Linked DNA regions of Homo sapiens: region 1 is linked to region 2. The links are chromatin loops, found by intact Hi-C in ENCODE. Cell type or tissue: Caco-2. All regions are shown on one strand. Each heading gives the region's core, and the rest is flanking DNA. Links, peaks and the distances in the headings are about the cores only.

Evidence for each region. A loop is a pair of places that touch in the nucleus more often than their neighbours do. Peaks named below come from ENCODE experiments on the same cell type or tissue, not always from the same donor. Only the 100,000 strongest peaks of a DNase experiment are listed, where the experiment ranks them.
Region 1: a loop joins it to region 2, with 4 times the contacts of the local background. A loop is called at or near these places in 1 of 110 quality-filtered maps.

The regions. Positions count from the first base shown.
Region 1 is chr5:78,241,674-78,249,806 of GRCh38, forward strand. All of the region lies in intron 2 of AP3B1 (adaptor related protein complex 3 subunit beta 1), which reads right to left. Among named protein-coding and RNA genes, the nearest start is that of AP3B1, 49 kb to the right of the region's middle. In Caco-2, for the core only: no CTCF peak of the experiment used is centred there; a DNase peak (open chromatin) is centred at 3,678.
Region 2 is chr5:78,133,621-78,141,753 of GRCh38, forward strand. It overlaps AP3B1 (adaptor related protein complex 3 subunit beta 1), which reads right to left. Exons shown (of 27, transcript NM_003664.5): 15 at 7,523-7,699. Among named protein-coding and RNA genes, the nearest start is that of AP3B1, 160 kb to the right of the region's middle. In Caco-2, for the core only: no CTCF peak of the experiment used is centred there; no DNase peak of the experiment used is centred there.

The DNA of each region.
Region 1 (8,133 bases), core at 1,758-6,757, 110 kb after region 2:
CTACAATCTCTGAAACTCCTAAGATTTCATTCACCGTTAGGACTAACTGTAGCCCAAATCCAGCCTGAGTTCCACATCTCTAACTAGACATCATTAGATTGCTCTCATCCCAAACTTGCTATGTCTAAAGCCAAACTCATCTTTCATGACAAAATGGCATTCATGATAAAATGACATTCATGATAGAATTTCCTATTTCCACAGTTCTCCTAGATACCAAAAACCACAAAATTACCCTGGTCTCTTCTCACAGAAGAGTAACTAAGTCCTGCTAATACTTCTCAGAACACATGTTAATCCCTTCCACTGCTATTATCCTAGCATGGGTCAGTATCACCTCACAGAGAACTTTTCAGTCTCCTCTTCCTATCCATAATGTATATCACTGACAGTTTAATATGCTTAAAACACTACTTTGCACATGTCAGCCCCCGTAAAAGATTTCAAAAGCTTCTGACTGTCTGGAGTCCAAATGATTTTATGTAACATTCAAATATTCTCACAATGTGCACTAACATCTGTTCTTAAACTCTCTGACCTAAGGTTCTATTAAAATGACCTTACTCACTACTAGAATATTCTCTGGCTGCCCCACTATGCCTCTGCTCAGATCATGGCCCCAGCTTTCTAAGTTCTCCCCTTCTATCTAAAGCATCATCAAATTTTACTCCTTCTCCCTTGCTACAGCCATCTCCTAACACCTGGGCCACTGTGTCACCCAATCCTAATTTCTTTCAGAATTTTTTTTTTTAAGACAGTATCTCACTCTGTCGCCCAGCCTGGAACGCAGTGGCACAATCTTGGCTCACTGCAACCTCCGCCTCCCGGGTTCGAGCGATTCTCCTGCTTCAGTCTCCCGAGTAGCTGGGATTACAGGCACCTGATGCCACCACTGGCTAATTTTTGTATTTTTAGTAGAGACGAGGTTTCGCCATGTTGACCAGGCTGGCCTTGAACTCCTGACCTCAAGTGATCCACCCCCCTCGGCCTCCCAAACTGCTGGGATTACAGGCACGTGCCACCATGTGCAGCCTCCTCTAGAATATTTTAATCTACACTTATCATTTAGAATTTCCTGTGCACTATTTTACATTTCTATTTATTTTAGTTTTATATCTATCTGTATTCCCATTTTGTCTTTCTCATTCTCAGATTATAACTTTATATCTTTTAAAAGTCCAGACTTTGGTAACCACAAAATAAAGTTCAAACTATAGGGTAATTTGGGGAAAAGGGATTCCTTATGAATTACATACCATATCTAATAAACTGCCTTTAAAAAGATATTAGCTTTATTAATTTACAACAAATGTTATATAAATATGTGATACTTGAAGCATTAGAATCCCCGTTACCAATTTCTTATAAGAACTTTCTATATGATAGCCTTAAAATATTCTTGAATACAAGCTAGTCTTTTTATATTCTATTTCCTTACCTGTGACATTCTTTTGAGTATTTTGTGAAACCTGCTGAGCACTATGGAGGGTTTACAAAATACTGAAGCTAAGACATCTTTCTATGATTTGTACACCTCTCTCCATTTTCTCATCTTTGAAATAAGAAAAGAGAGGGATTAAATGTTCTGTAGGACCCCTGCCATTCATTCATTCATTCATTCATTCATTCATTCAATGATTACCTAAAGTCAGACATCCTGTCCTATGGTATCCTACTCCATGACTATCTAACTTTATTCCGCAGAACGTTATTCAAATATGGGGAAGGAAAAAAACACCACAATCAAATTCACTCAACAAATATTTGCTGAGAAGATACTTTCTAGCAGGGACCATCCTAGGCCTTAGGGATCCAACCATAACCAATACAAAGTCCTTGCCCATGTGCTGCTTACCTTCTAATGGGGCAAGGGTCAATAAACAATAATAGTGAGGTGGCAATAGACTACTGTGGAGAAAAATAAAGTAGTATCGGGGGATGAGAAGTGCTGAGGTGGAGGTGGGAGTTGCTCTTTTAGATAAGGTGGTCAGAAAAGGCCTTCCTTTTGGCAGGGATGCAAAGGAAGAGAGGAAGGGACCCATGTGACTAGCTAGGGAAACAATGGTTTAGGCATGGCATGTGCCAGGAATAGGAGGCCAGGAGAGCCAGACTGGAGTAAGTGAGGGGAAGAATGGTGAGAGATAAGGTCAGAAATGTATAAACCACTGTAAAATGAGTTGGCTTTTACTATGAGTGAAGCAGGAGACCAATGGAGAGTTGTGAGCAGAGGAAAGACATCATTAAATATTTAGCAATGACTCATATTTTAAAAGGATCTTTCTGGCTGCAATGTGAAAAATAGACCAGAAGATATGATACCATGGAAAACAGAAGGCTACAGCAATTATGCAGAGGAAAGATAGTGAGCACAGTGAGAATGGGCTAGATTTGGGATTTATTCTGAAAATAGATTATATATGATATAAGAAAGAAGGGACATGAATTAAGAAGAACTACTGCCTGTAATCCCGGCACTTTGGGAGGCCAAGGCTGGCAGATTACTTGAGGCCAGGAGTTTGTGACCAGCCCGGCCAACATGCTGAAACCCTGTCTCTACTAAAAACACACACATACACACACAAACACAAAATTAGCCAGGCATGGTGGCAGATGCCTGTAATCCCAGTTACTTGGGAGGCTGAGGCAGGAGAATCACTTGAACCTGGGAGCCGGGGATTGCAGTGAGCCGAGATCACGCCACTGCACTCCAGCCTGTGTGACAGAGTTTGAGACTCCAACTCAAAAGAAAAAAAAAAGAAGAAGGACTACAAATGACTAACTGGAGAAATGGAATTGCCATTTACTATGATGAGAAAGACTAGGGAAGAAGCAGGTATTTGGGGAGATGAGCAATCCAGAGTTTGGTTTCAGATATGCTGAGAAGCCAGCTGAATATATGGGAATAAAGGCTACAGAATACAGGAGACAGCACTGGTTAGCAATATGCATTTGGAAAGGGATGAGATCACTACAGGAGGGCATACAGACAGAGAAGTAGACTGAGTGACAAGACATAGTACAATCCTAAAAGTAGAAATTGTGGCCAGGTGCGGTGGCTCACGCCTGTCATCCCAGCACTTTGGGAGGCCGAGGAGCGTGGATCACAAGGTCTGGAGATCGAGACCATCCTGGCCAACATGCTGAAATCCTGTCTCTACTAAAAATACAAAAATTAGCTGGGTGTGGTGGTACGTGCCTGTAATCCCAGCTACTCAGGAGGCTGAGGCACGAGAATCGCTTGAACCCAGGAGGCGAAGGTTATAGTGAGCCAAGATCGCACCCCTGCACTCCAGCGTGGTGACAGAGCAAGACTCTGTCTCAAAAAAAAAACAAAGTAGAAATTGTGGAGTGTTGGGGACCAGCCTCAAAACCACCCATAGGGTACCCAAAGTCCGGTGGCAACAAAGGATTGAGAAGAGACAAGTTAAGAGTAAAGGTGGGGAGCCAGGGGGCCAGTTGTACTTTTGGAGGCTGCAAAAGGCTCAGAGCTCTGGTCTCCACACTATTTATTGAGTACAATCACTTAGATCTGAGAAGCAGACGTTCAGGGCGAAACAGTGAAAGGGAGGCAATGCGTAATAGGCGTAATCTACAGCGATAGTGGTTTAAATGAATCTCCTTTGTGCTCAAACAGCCTATCTTTAACTTATCAGAGAGCAGCTAGTAGGAGCGGGCTTAACTAGGAGCCTGCACGCCTGTTCACATTCCAGTGTTTCAAAGGAGTGTCTTTCTCCTTGAACACAGTGTTTACAGATAAGAAAGCGGGTCTCCCTCTGAGCATGGGAACATGATGGCAATTAGGAGACTTTCCTCCTCAGAGGCCTCTTGTGGCTTCCACAACTTATTGTCCCATATTTTTATGGCCAGTTTATACAGACACCCCACAAGCCCTTTTCCCAACATGAAGAAAGGAAGAAACCAGCAAAGAAGCTCTTAGACTCCTTGAACCTCAGTTTGAAAGCGGGCAGTCCTTCTCAGTATTCCTCCTTATCCACTCAAATAACATACTTCTCCCACCCTCTCTCCCTTCTGCTTTAGGTAAAAACCCTGTTCCTGGTCCCCTTGTACTCTTTTACCCAGAACAAGGAGCATAGGAATTGAGGGGAGCCACATTTGGGCCCTGAGGGAAAAGTAAGGTTCATAGGTGGAAAGCATAGGAGAATATGTCCTTTTTCATTTTATTTGGTTGAAGTTCCTGATATTTGAAAAAGCTGCAGTACCAGCGATTCTGCCCTTTGAAGGTGACTCTCTAGATAAAAGGTGAGAAAGGAAGACAAGTTTTCAGGTAAAAAGTGAGAGTCATGTTTAGGGAGCAGCTGGGCAAAAGTTGAGGAGATAACATAAGGTCATTTGTAGCTCTAAACTCTCCTAGGTTCTAATCATGCCCTCTGCTAAGCTCTTAGATAGCTTCTACCCAAGGTAGAGATGGAATTCCAGAGTGCCCCAAAGAACATTCACTGGTTGCAGGCATCTGATTAAAAGAGTGATCATCAGTTTCTGATACCTGTTCTCTAACTTCACACATTTGACTTTTATTTTTTTTCATCCTTCAACCTTTGGTGGCCTCAGCCCCAACATCAATGTTTTTACTTACAATGGGTATAGCCTAACAGCACTGTATTTTGGGAAATTTGACTGATTTACTCTCCATCCAATCCTCTATGTTCATGAGGGAGATGGACATAATTTAATTTTTTCATAATGTCTTTGTCTAGTTTTCAGACCAGGATAGCACTGAACTCAGAAATTGAATTCAGAGGTATTTTCTCATATTCTATATTCTGGAAGAGCTTATGTAGAACTGAACGTTCCCTGTAGAAATTTTTTTAATGAAAAATTCAATTACTTTATTAGATATAGGACTATTCAGATAATCTAGTTCTTCTTGAGTAAACATCATAGCTTATCTTTGAAGGATTTTGCTCATTTCAACAAAGTAGTCAAATTTATGGGGCTAATGATGCCTAAAATATTCCCTAATTATCCCTTAAATGTCAACAGGGTCTTGCATTTCTGATATTGATAATTTGTCCTGTTTTTTCTTGGTCACTCTGTCTACAGGTTTATCAATTTTATCTATCTTTTCCAAGGACTAGTTTTTCATTTCACTGATTTTACTCTACTGTTTTTCTCTACTCAATTTCATTGATTTCTACTCTACCTTATTATTTCTTTCTTTAGTTTTAATTTGAGTTTAATTTGCTCTTCTATTTCTGCTATGTTAAGGTAGCTGCTCAGAGCACTGATTGGAAATACTTCTTTTCAAACATAAGCTTTTATTACTATAAATTTCCTTGTAAGTACTGTTTTACCTAAATCCTCCAAACTTTGATATGTGGTTTTTCAATTTCATCCTAATTTCCTTGTGACTTTTACTTTGACTTTGACTCATGGATCATGTCATCATTTCTAAATGTATAAGTTTGATGTATAATTTTCAAATATTTTAAAAAAATTTTGATCTCTTCCAATGACTGTGTTTAGTTTAATTCTATATGGTCAGATAACACACTTGCATAATTTTAATTCTTTTAAGTTTGTTAAGATTGTGTTTTATGGCCCAGAATGTAGTCTATCTTGCTAATATAGATAATAATTATAATATATAGATAATATAGATAATAATATAGATAATAATAATAAAAAGAATGTATATTTCGCTACTGTTGAGTAGACTGCTCTATAAATGTCAGTTAGGTCATATAAGTTGATATTATTCTAGTCTTAAATTTCCTTATTGGTTTTCTATCTCCCTATTCTATTGATTTTTAAGAAAAAAGCACTGACGTCTCTATAATTGTGAATTTGTCAATCTTTCCTGTCAGTTCTAACAGGTTTTTTTTTTTACTCCGTTTTTGAAGCTCTGTTGTTAGACACATGTAAGATTATTATGTCTTTTTGGGAAAATGACTCTTATTGTTATGTTCTTTATCCTAACCATACTATTTGTTCAAAAGTTTACTCTCTCTGATATAAATAGATTCATCTGAACTTTTTTTGGTTAGTGTTTGTATGGTATGCATTTTTCCTTCCTTATAACTTATGTCTTTATATTAAAAGTAGGTTTCTTACAAAGAGCACAGTTGTATCTTCACATTTTCATCCAATATGAAGATCTCTTTTTATTGGTAATGTCAGACCACTTACATGTAATAGAATTATTAACATGGTTAGATTCAGGTCTACCATTTTAGTATCCGTTTCCTGTTTATTCCCTGTATTTTCTGTTCTCCTACTTCCTCTTTTCTCTTTTCCTTAGAAAATTTTTAGTATTTCATATTTTTATATTAACTTTCTGCCTATATCTTTTTATATAATTTACTGGTTCCTCGTAAAAATGCATCATAGGCATAATCTATAGCAATAGCGGTTTAAATGAATCTCCTTTGTGCTCAAACAGCATATCTTTAACTTATCGGATTATCAGATACATAGGTAGATAAACAGACATATAAATATATAAATACAGAAACAGCAAACCTTACACAGTCTACTTACAGTTAACACTGTACCAGATCAAGAAAAATGCAGAAACAGGCAGGGCACAGTGGCTCACGCCTGTAATCCCAGCACTTTGGGAGGCTGAGGCAGGCAGATCACAAGGTCAGGAGTTCAAGACCAGCCTGGCCAATATGGTGAAACCCCATCTCTACTAAAAATACAAAAATTAGCCAGGTGTGGTGGCGTGCACCTGTAGTAGTCCCAGCTACTCAGGAGGCTGAGGCAGAAGAATCACTTGAACCCAGGAGGCAGAGGTTGCAGTGAGCCGAGATCACACCACTACACTCCAGCCTGGGCAACAGAGCGAGACTCTGTCTCAAAAAAAAAAAAAAAAAAAAAAAAGAAAAGAAAAATGCAGAAACATTGCAACCATATAGACTCTTTTATTTCCACCTCCCCACTAGCTTTTATGTTTAGCCACCCATATTAAAAACCTCTCAGATAGTGGGATAACTTAAGAATAAAATTAGTCCTTTATACGTATTTACCATTTTGATTGGTCCGCCTAAATATCCATCTGGTATCATTTCCCTTCAGCCTACACAACGTCTATTAACATTTCATTAAAGTAAACATGTTAGAAATGGATACTCTTAGTCTTTATTTCATCTTCGTTCTTGAAGGATATTTTCAATGGATATAGAGTTCTGGGTTAACAGTTCTCTTCTTTCAGTACTTGAAACATATTGTTCCACTCTCTTCTGGCTGCCATGATTTCTGATGAGAAATCTGCATTTATTCAAATTATTGTTCCCCTCTATGTACCATTTTTTCCCGCTACTTTCAAGACTTTATTTTTGGTTTTCAACCATTTGATTACTGTGTTTATGCGTGGTTTTCTTTTAGTTTATCCTAACTGGCATTTGCTGAGCTTCTTTCATCTATAAATTTGTATCTTGGCTGGGCACGGTGGCTCATGTCTGTAATCCCAGCACTTTGGGAGGCTGAGGAGGGCGGATCACCTGAGATCAGGAGTTCGAGACCAGCCTGACCAACATGGTGAAACCCCATCTCTATTAAAAATACAAAAACTAGCTGGGCATGGTGGGGCTGGGGAGCGGGGGCACCTGTAATCCCAGCTACTCAGGAGACTGAAGCAGGAGAAGCTTGAACCCCAGGGGCAGAGGTTGCAGTAAGCCGAGATTGCACAATGCACTCCAGCCTGGGCGACAAGAGTGAGACTCCGTCTCAAAAAATAAAAATAAAAATAAAAATTGTATCTTTCATCAAATTTGGGAAGTTTTCTACCATTATTTCTTCAAATATTTTTTCCTACTCCAATCTCTTTCTCCTCTCCTTCTGCTGTTCTAATGATGCATACGTTAGACCTTTAGAATGAACCAACAAAACTCCAAGGCTCTGTTCTTTTCAATCTCTATTCTTCAGAATGATTTTTTTCTTTTTCTTTTTTTTTTTTTTTTTTTTTTGAGACAGAGTCTTGCTGTGTGGCACAGGCTAGACGGCAATGGTGCCATGTTGGCTCACTGCAGCCTCAACCTCTTGGGCTCGAGTGGGCTTTCTGCCTCAGCCTTCTGTGTAGCTGGGACCACAGGCACCCTCCACCATACCTGGCTGATTTTTTGGTATTTCTGTAGAGACAGGGTCTCACTTTGTTGCCCAGGCTGGTCTCGG
Region 2 (8,133 bases), core at 1,449-6,448:
TAATATCACCAGAGGCTCAATCCAAAACCAGATGGGATATTAATTAAATAGTACTTTTAAATTTGTTTTATTCACAAATTACACAAGATAAGCAATGACAGTATAATGTATTATCATTAACAAAAATATTCAATATCATATATACAGCTATTTATTAAATTTTGTTTTCAGACTAATTTTCCTGCTTAGATTTAAGGAACCATTATTGGTACCAACTAATGGCTAATGCTATCCAGACACTAATTATATCAATTACATTTTCTTCAGATTGACTCTAAGTCACTGTGACACAGGAAAAATGAATTTGAAGAACTGTTACATAAAAATTAAGAAATTCATTATTACACAGTGAAACCCCATCTCTACTAAAAATACAAAAAATTAGCCGGGCATGGTGGCGGGCACCCGTAGTCCCAGCTACTCAGGAGGCTCAGGCAGGAGAATGGCGTGAACCTGGGAGGCGGAGCTTGCAGTGAGCCGAGATCGCGCCACTGCACTGCAGCCCGGGCGACACAGCAAGACTCGCCTCAAAAAAAAAAAAAAAAAGAAATACATTATTTAAAAGACTTCTCAAAATACTCTGACAATAAACTGGGAAATATTTATTCAAACAATAGCTTTCTTCTAATAGATTATAAGTCAGTACAAATAACTAAAAAGGTCTCTTAAAATATAGTCCTAATATATATTTTACTATTAATACTATAGTTCTAATAATATCTTTACTATTACATAAAAAGGACACAGAAGTCTGCATTCGGCATAGTAAAGATTTATATTGGTTCTACATTGCTGTTATTTTTTAACAGGATGATACAAACAAATATGTTTGGTAAATGAAGTAAACTCTACATAGAATTCTTAACTTACACCAGAGGCAAACCTAAGCAGTACCGTTGTTCCATCTAATTAGTTTCTTTCTTTCTTTCTTTCTTTTGAGATGGAGTTTCGCTCTGGTTGCCCAGGCTGGAGTGCAATGGCGCGATCTCAGCTCACTGCAACCTCTGCCAACCAGGTTCAAGTGATTCTCCTGCCTCAGCCTCCCAAGTAGCTAGGATTACAGGCATGTGCCACCACACCCGGCTAATTTTTTTGTATTTTTAGTAGAGACGGGGTTTAACCACGTTGGTCAGGCTGGTCTCAAACTCCTGACCTCAGGTGATCTGCCCGTCTCGGCCTCCCAAAGTGCTGGGATTACAGGCGTGAGCCACTGTGCCCAGCCCTAATTAGTTTCTTAATTTCATGACTAAACAGGATTCTTTATGTGACTTAGATGTAATTTCTGAATTTAATAGTATCTACCTTTTTGTCAACTTGAAAAGTTTTCTGTAAGGTCTTCCTTTCTGTATTATATTTACTTGAGTTTTTCAATGCCAGGAAAACATATCAAAGAAAGGATAGAGATGTCACTTCAGAGTGTCCAAGTCTCCTTTTGTTAAATCACATTAAAGAGGCTTTGGGGGAAGGAGATTTCTCCAAAGACCTGAATCACGGGCAAGAGAGAATCTGCTTTTAACTTTAGGAGGAATCCCTAAAACATCAGTGTGATTTACAAAATCTCTCACTAAGAGTAAAAAAGAACTCAAGGAAGCACTTTCTTTTTTAATAGCAGAAAAGTAGAAACTTAAATGTCTGACAGAGATAGTAATTAAATTATATCTACACATATCCATATTTCAAAAACATGATATTAAGCAAAAAAAGTTGCAAACATATACATAAAGTAGAATATCTACTTATGTAAAATTTGAAAACTCACAAAAACAACCATACATTGCTTATGGATGCATATTCATATAATAAAAATATAAAACAGGGATGATTGAATGAAACACACCAACAAGGTGGCAGTGGTTACCAATGGGGAAGAAACGAACGTGTGAACAGAAGCTTGAGGTTCTAGTTCTATACATCTTACATTAAATAAATAAATAAATAAATAAATAAAGGCAAATGTGAATATCAACTTAATCCTAGTGGTAGATATACACATATGTATTTATGCTATTATGTACTTTTCCATAGGTTTGCAATATTTCATAACTAAAAATCAAAATGAGCTAAGAAAAACATTAACTTATAGCACTTATCACTACATTTAAAAGATGACATACTATTAGAGTTTAAAATCAAAAGCATCTTTTATTCATTAACTTTTAAATTGTTATTAATTTGTTTAATTAAATCCTTTCTTCCTCAAACTTCAGTAGACTATTTCAACGAACTCATGCTAAATCTTTATACTGCCTTAACAGTTCTAGATTTCAGCAACTTCAACTGGTTTCAGTCTTTCAACTTTTTCCCCACATAAAAGTGAAATTACTCCTGTGTGAGAGTATTCTAAGAGTGTTTTCTACTCTTGATACTTATTTCTAACCATTTTTTTCTTCACAGACTGAAAAAAAAGAGGGGCGGGGAGATTTCAGCATCCTACTTAGAAAATCTCAGTAGGATAAACCCAAATCAGTAGTTTTTTTTCCTAATAAGAATACACTTTTTGTCAGTAACTAGACTAGTTTCTTTACTGTAAATCATCATATTCCCTAAGAAGAATACAGCAGTTGCTCGCTAGGGTTACAAAAGAAGGATAACTAAAATGAACTAGGCACTATTATGTGCAAGGAAATCTAAGCATTTTACATGAACTGTTTCATGTTATCCTCATAATAACTTTGTGAGGTAGGTACAGTCAGTTCTGCTCTAATGCTTGTTTTGAAAATGTGCATTTGTTCCAACTCAGTTGGCATATTAGGGAACAATTTGGGCATAACATGAATTTTGTGGTGATTTCTTCTGCAAGAAATACTAGGTGAAGGCATAAAAATGCACCCAGCTAAACAGAGATGTGTAGGAATACACAAAACATACATACCTCAAACATGTACTTCAGAGGTTAACATCTACATGTGTTATGCGCCATATTCATGCTCATTAGGAGGCACAACTTTCCATCCAATTTCAGATTAACCCTCTTTCTACCGCTGAACAAGTATAGCCTTTCTTCCATAAGCAAACCTCAAGTCTTTTTCAATATAAAGAGCAGTATCATTGTAGTATTTATTTGTTAACCATTTAACACGTGTAAAATTGTACTTCTGGTTTTTTTTTTTAGGTTCCTTTTTAAAAAATATGTCACCAATATAGTTTTTGAGTGTTGCCACTCTAACTGCATTTTTCTAATAATCCCTATGGTTTTTATTGTGTGATTTTGTATAGCACAATGATTTTAGAAGCATACATGTTGCAATATAGCAAAATTGACTATATTATAATAATTCCCATTTTACAGATGAGAAAATGAAATCTTGGATAGGTTATATGATTTGTCCAAAATCATGTAAGTGGCACAACATGATTTGAAGCCAGGCAGTCTATTTACCATATTATGCAACCACTACCACCATCCATCTCTAGAATTTTTCATCTTCCCAAATAGAAACTCTGTACTCATTAAACAATAACTCCCCATCCTGGTTCTTCTTATGTTGAGTAATTTTGGATATACAAGATACATTTGGACATTAAGAATGCCATGTATTTTAGAGACTCTGGACATAGTTAAACTCTTTGAATGAGTACAGGATTTTCATTTGTTTTAGCAGGTAATTAACTTTGTTGGGGTTCAAGGTACAAACTCAGTCTCTTGGGTACACCTCAAATTTCAGCTTGGTTCTTTAATTCCTAGCTGTGTTTCTCTGAATCCACCCTGCATAAGTATGGTTCAGATGCCAGCCAAAAACTTAGGTACAATTACTCCCAGATTTTGAGATTCTCCCACACTGACTCTCTCCTTTCTACTATTTTTCCTTAACTTTCCAATGTCTGTAGCTTTCCTGAACTCTCTTCTCTACTTCCTCAAGCCAGAAGGACTTTGAATTTCCTTTTGGAGGTCTAGCCACTGTGCACAGTGCCAACTGCAAACTGTCCTCAGGATAAAAGCCATAAAAACAGGGAAAATAACTCTGTGCCATTTCCTTCTTCTAAGTATGAATTTCCCTCCAGATTCTCTTGCTTTTCTTTACTATTCTGTGTCTTCAGAAAGTCGTTTGTTTCTTGTATTTTTCTGGAGTTTACAGCTGTTTTCTATGGTAGGGTCAGTCTAGGATATACTCAAAACAGACTGCTAACTAATTTTTAAATTATTTTTTATATTAGGTCAAAAATAGTTTGAGGCAGATAAAGAAATTTACTATTTGATTATTCTTCAAACATACAAATAAATACAATATGCTAAATCTTATAAAAATCAATTTAGACATTCTCTATAACCCTAAATAATTCAATAAAAATTATAGAAATGCTCACTGAGGTATTTAGGCCACCGGGAATTCAGATCTACAAATAAATATCAAGACTTCACGGCAAACCAGCTACTCATCACTGTAATCGACTCTCCCTAGCTTAGTTTTAAAGATGGCTAAAATAAATAAGTAGAGAAAACAATTCTTAGTATTTCAGTCAAAACAATTATTTTAGTCTGTCTTATATCTAATGGATTACACAAATTTTAAAAATTCTATCAAGTTGATAGTGCTTAAAACCATTCTTTAAAACTAATTTTCAGGCTGGGTGCAGTGGCTCACGCCTGTAATCCCAGCACTTTGGGAGGCTGAGGCAAGCGGATCACTTGAGGTCATGAGTTCAAGACCAGCCTGGCCAACATGGTGAAACCCCATCTCTACTAAAATACAAAAAAAAATTAGCCAGGTGTGGTGGCAGACACCCATAATAAGCTACTCAGGGGGCTGAGGCAGGAGAATTGCTTGAACACGGGAGGCAGAGGTTGCAGTGAGTCGAGATCACGCCACTGTACTCCAGCCTGGGCGATAGAGGGAGACTCTGCTCCAAAACAAAACAAAAAACAACTAATTTTCAGTTGCTAATTCTCTCAATCTCCTCTTCTTGAGAAATATTCAAAAACAGAGAACAACTCTTCAAGACACTATTAATCTATTTTCATATTTAATCACTTAAAAACAATGAGCTACATAAAAATTTGTGATTAAAAAAAATCACTGTGTTTTCACCATTAGGTGGTGAGGCCTATTGTAGTTTCCTAGAAGTATCATTCTAAAATATAAAATATCACGTCTGTAATCCCAGCACTTTGGGAGGCCGAGGTGAGCAGATCACTTGAGGTCAGAAGTTCGAGATCAGCCTGGCCAACACGGTGAAACCTGTCTCTACTAAAAATACAGAATTAGCCAGGCATGGTGGCACATGCCTGTAATCCCAGCTACTCAGTGGGCTGAGGCATGAGAATTGCTTGAACCTGGGAGGTAGAGGTTGCAGTGAGCCAAGATCATGCCACTGAACTCTAGACTGTGTGACAGAGGGAAACTCTGTCTCAAAAAAAAAAAAAAAAAAAAACACTTCAGAAACTGAGCTCCAAAACTGCCATTAATAATAGAGATCAAGAAAAAAAAAAAAAAAACCTGAGTGCAAACTAGTTGTCTTCAAATTCACTGGGTAAAAAGACATGAAACATGCTCTACAATAAACAGTACTACATTTCATTATTGGTTATTCACAGCTACAAAGAAAAGAGCCAAAGAAAGAAGCTTTACTTAGTTTGATTAAGTCTTGATTGACATTTGATTTTGGTATTACTTTAACAATAATCCATAAGCTAGATATATTTAGAGTGGCCAAACCAGACAGAAAAAAATCCTAAGAGTCTAGGTATCATATTGACTTTTGCCATACCACAGGGATTTAGTGAACACCATGGAGTTTCAGGCTAAAACTCCCTCTATTTTATCAAGAAACATGAAACTCAACAGCAAACATAGGTCTTTCTTTACTCAGTTTTTAGAAAGCATCTCAATGTATGAAGAAATCTACAGACACTTGGAAAGGATTAACTGATTCCTTTTAAAGATGACTTAAAATGTAAAGACAAAATCTAAATAATGGAAATATGCTCCATTATTTGCAATTATCTGGTTACAAATCTTGTAGATGAATCAGCAAAAGCTATAATAAGATAACTCATATCACGATTAGGGATGAAGATAATCCCAAAGCATATAGAAATGAATTTGAGGAATCGACCTAAGGATTCTGAAAGGCAAACATTAGTTTACTAGAAAATAAGTGTGGTCTATGGGGAAGCAGGAAAGGCAGACAGAGAGGGAGACACATATAGAGAGATACACAGCAAATACAAAAAGAGAGAAACAAACAGGGATGGAAGAGAAAGGAGACAATGACAAACACACTGGACTGTAGTACGGGGGCGGGGCACGAAGGGATGAAGGATGTCAGAGAGATATCTAGGCAGAAAGAGTTTTGGGGAAGGGGACAAAAACAAAGAGAGGGGAGGTGGAGAAAAAAAATCACAAAGGCAAAAGTAAGAGTCAGAGGAAAAGTGAAAATTAGAGAAAAATAGATAGGACACAGAGCATAAAGCTTCCCAAGAAGCCTAGCTGCAAATGAGCAAGAATCTTTTTCCAATTTACTAAACAGGTAAGTCCACTCACAGAGAATAGCAATTCAGATATAGGAAAAGTCCCTATTTCGTACATGGAAGCAAAAATGATTCCTCTTATTAACAGCTGCTCAAAAAGTCAATGGACTTAAAAAATGAATATTCTAAACTGCAAATCTGGTAAATTATACTACTATTAAAAGTGGTTTCCCTTTCCTCTGCAGGACAAGGTCCATACTACTTAGCAGAGCATACAAGCCACTCCATGCGTTCAAACTGCAAAATGTCTTAGTCCATTTGGGCTACTGTTAGAAAATACCATAAACTGGGAAGCCTATTAATAATATAATTAATAATAAAAATTTATTTCTCACAGTTCTGGAGGCTGGGAAATCCAAGATCAAGGTACCCACAGTTCTGGTGTCTAGTGAGCACCCATTTTCTAATTTACAGATAGCACCTTCTCACTGTGTCCTCACATGGCAGAAGCAGCAAGCTAGCTCTCAGGGATCTCTTTTCTAAGAGCATAAAGTTCATTTATAAAGGCTCCACCCTTATGACCTAATCACCTCCCAAAGGTCCTACCTCCTAATACCATCACATGGGTGATCAGGTTTCACCACATGAACTTTGGGGGATATAAACTTTCAGACCATTGTACCTGCCATTCTGGACTCACCTTCAAAAAGTTTCCCAGAAACACCAAGCTGTTTCTTGACTCTGACCCTGTGCTTTCCTCTTTCTGTACAGTAAACCACTCTTACAAGCCCTTAGTCAAGAGTTTCATCCTTTATAAAATTTTCTCTGACCTCACATCGACTTCAGACTTTATAATTCGTCTAGAATTCCACTGTATGTCAATACTTCTGCTACAGCATTAACACACACTATTTCATTTTTTAATCTGTTTTCTCTCTTACTAGACTAGAATGTCATCTGTTTGCACTAGTATCATCTAACATAGAACCTGAAACAAACAGGCACCTAGAAATTGTTGAATGGTCAGACTAATGAAGGCACAGACCCCCGCTGTTTGATCAGAGTGAAGAGGAAAGTACGTATTAGATAGGTTGACTAACATTTGCCTCTCACCTGTTTGGAGTTGGTTAAATACAATTTTGCTCCCAGATTTAATATCTGCAGTTTTACCAGATCATCTTCACTAGTGAAGCTTTTAGCCATCTTCCTCAAAACATCAGGGGCAATTTTAGGAACTCGTTCACAGTTTTCTCCAATTAGCCAAAGAATACTTGCTCTAGCAACAGGAACCTAATATGAGAAGCAGATTACATAGTTAGAAGTAAGTTAATCATACTCTAATATTAACATAGAAAAGGTTTTAACTATTACAAAAGTTTTACAGCTATTAATTAATTTAATGTATATCTAGGAATTAATCCTGTATTTATGAATTTTCGTCAGTTATCAAAAAATAAACACATAGGAAATCTCATTAAAATTGATTTCGAAGAGAATATCTTAGAAAATATTCATACAGCAAAAACCGATGGTCTAGAATCTAGATTCTATCAGAGACGAACAAATTCTAGAAGCCAGTCTAGCTGCCCATACCTATTTGTTTCTCCATTATCTGTTGCTGCTTTTGTGCTATAATGGCAGAAATAGTTACAGTGAAGACCATATGGTCCTCAAAGCCAAAAATATTGACTGTCTAGCAATTTATAGAAATGGTTTGCTGACCC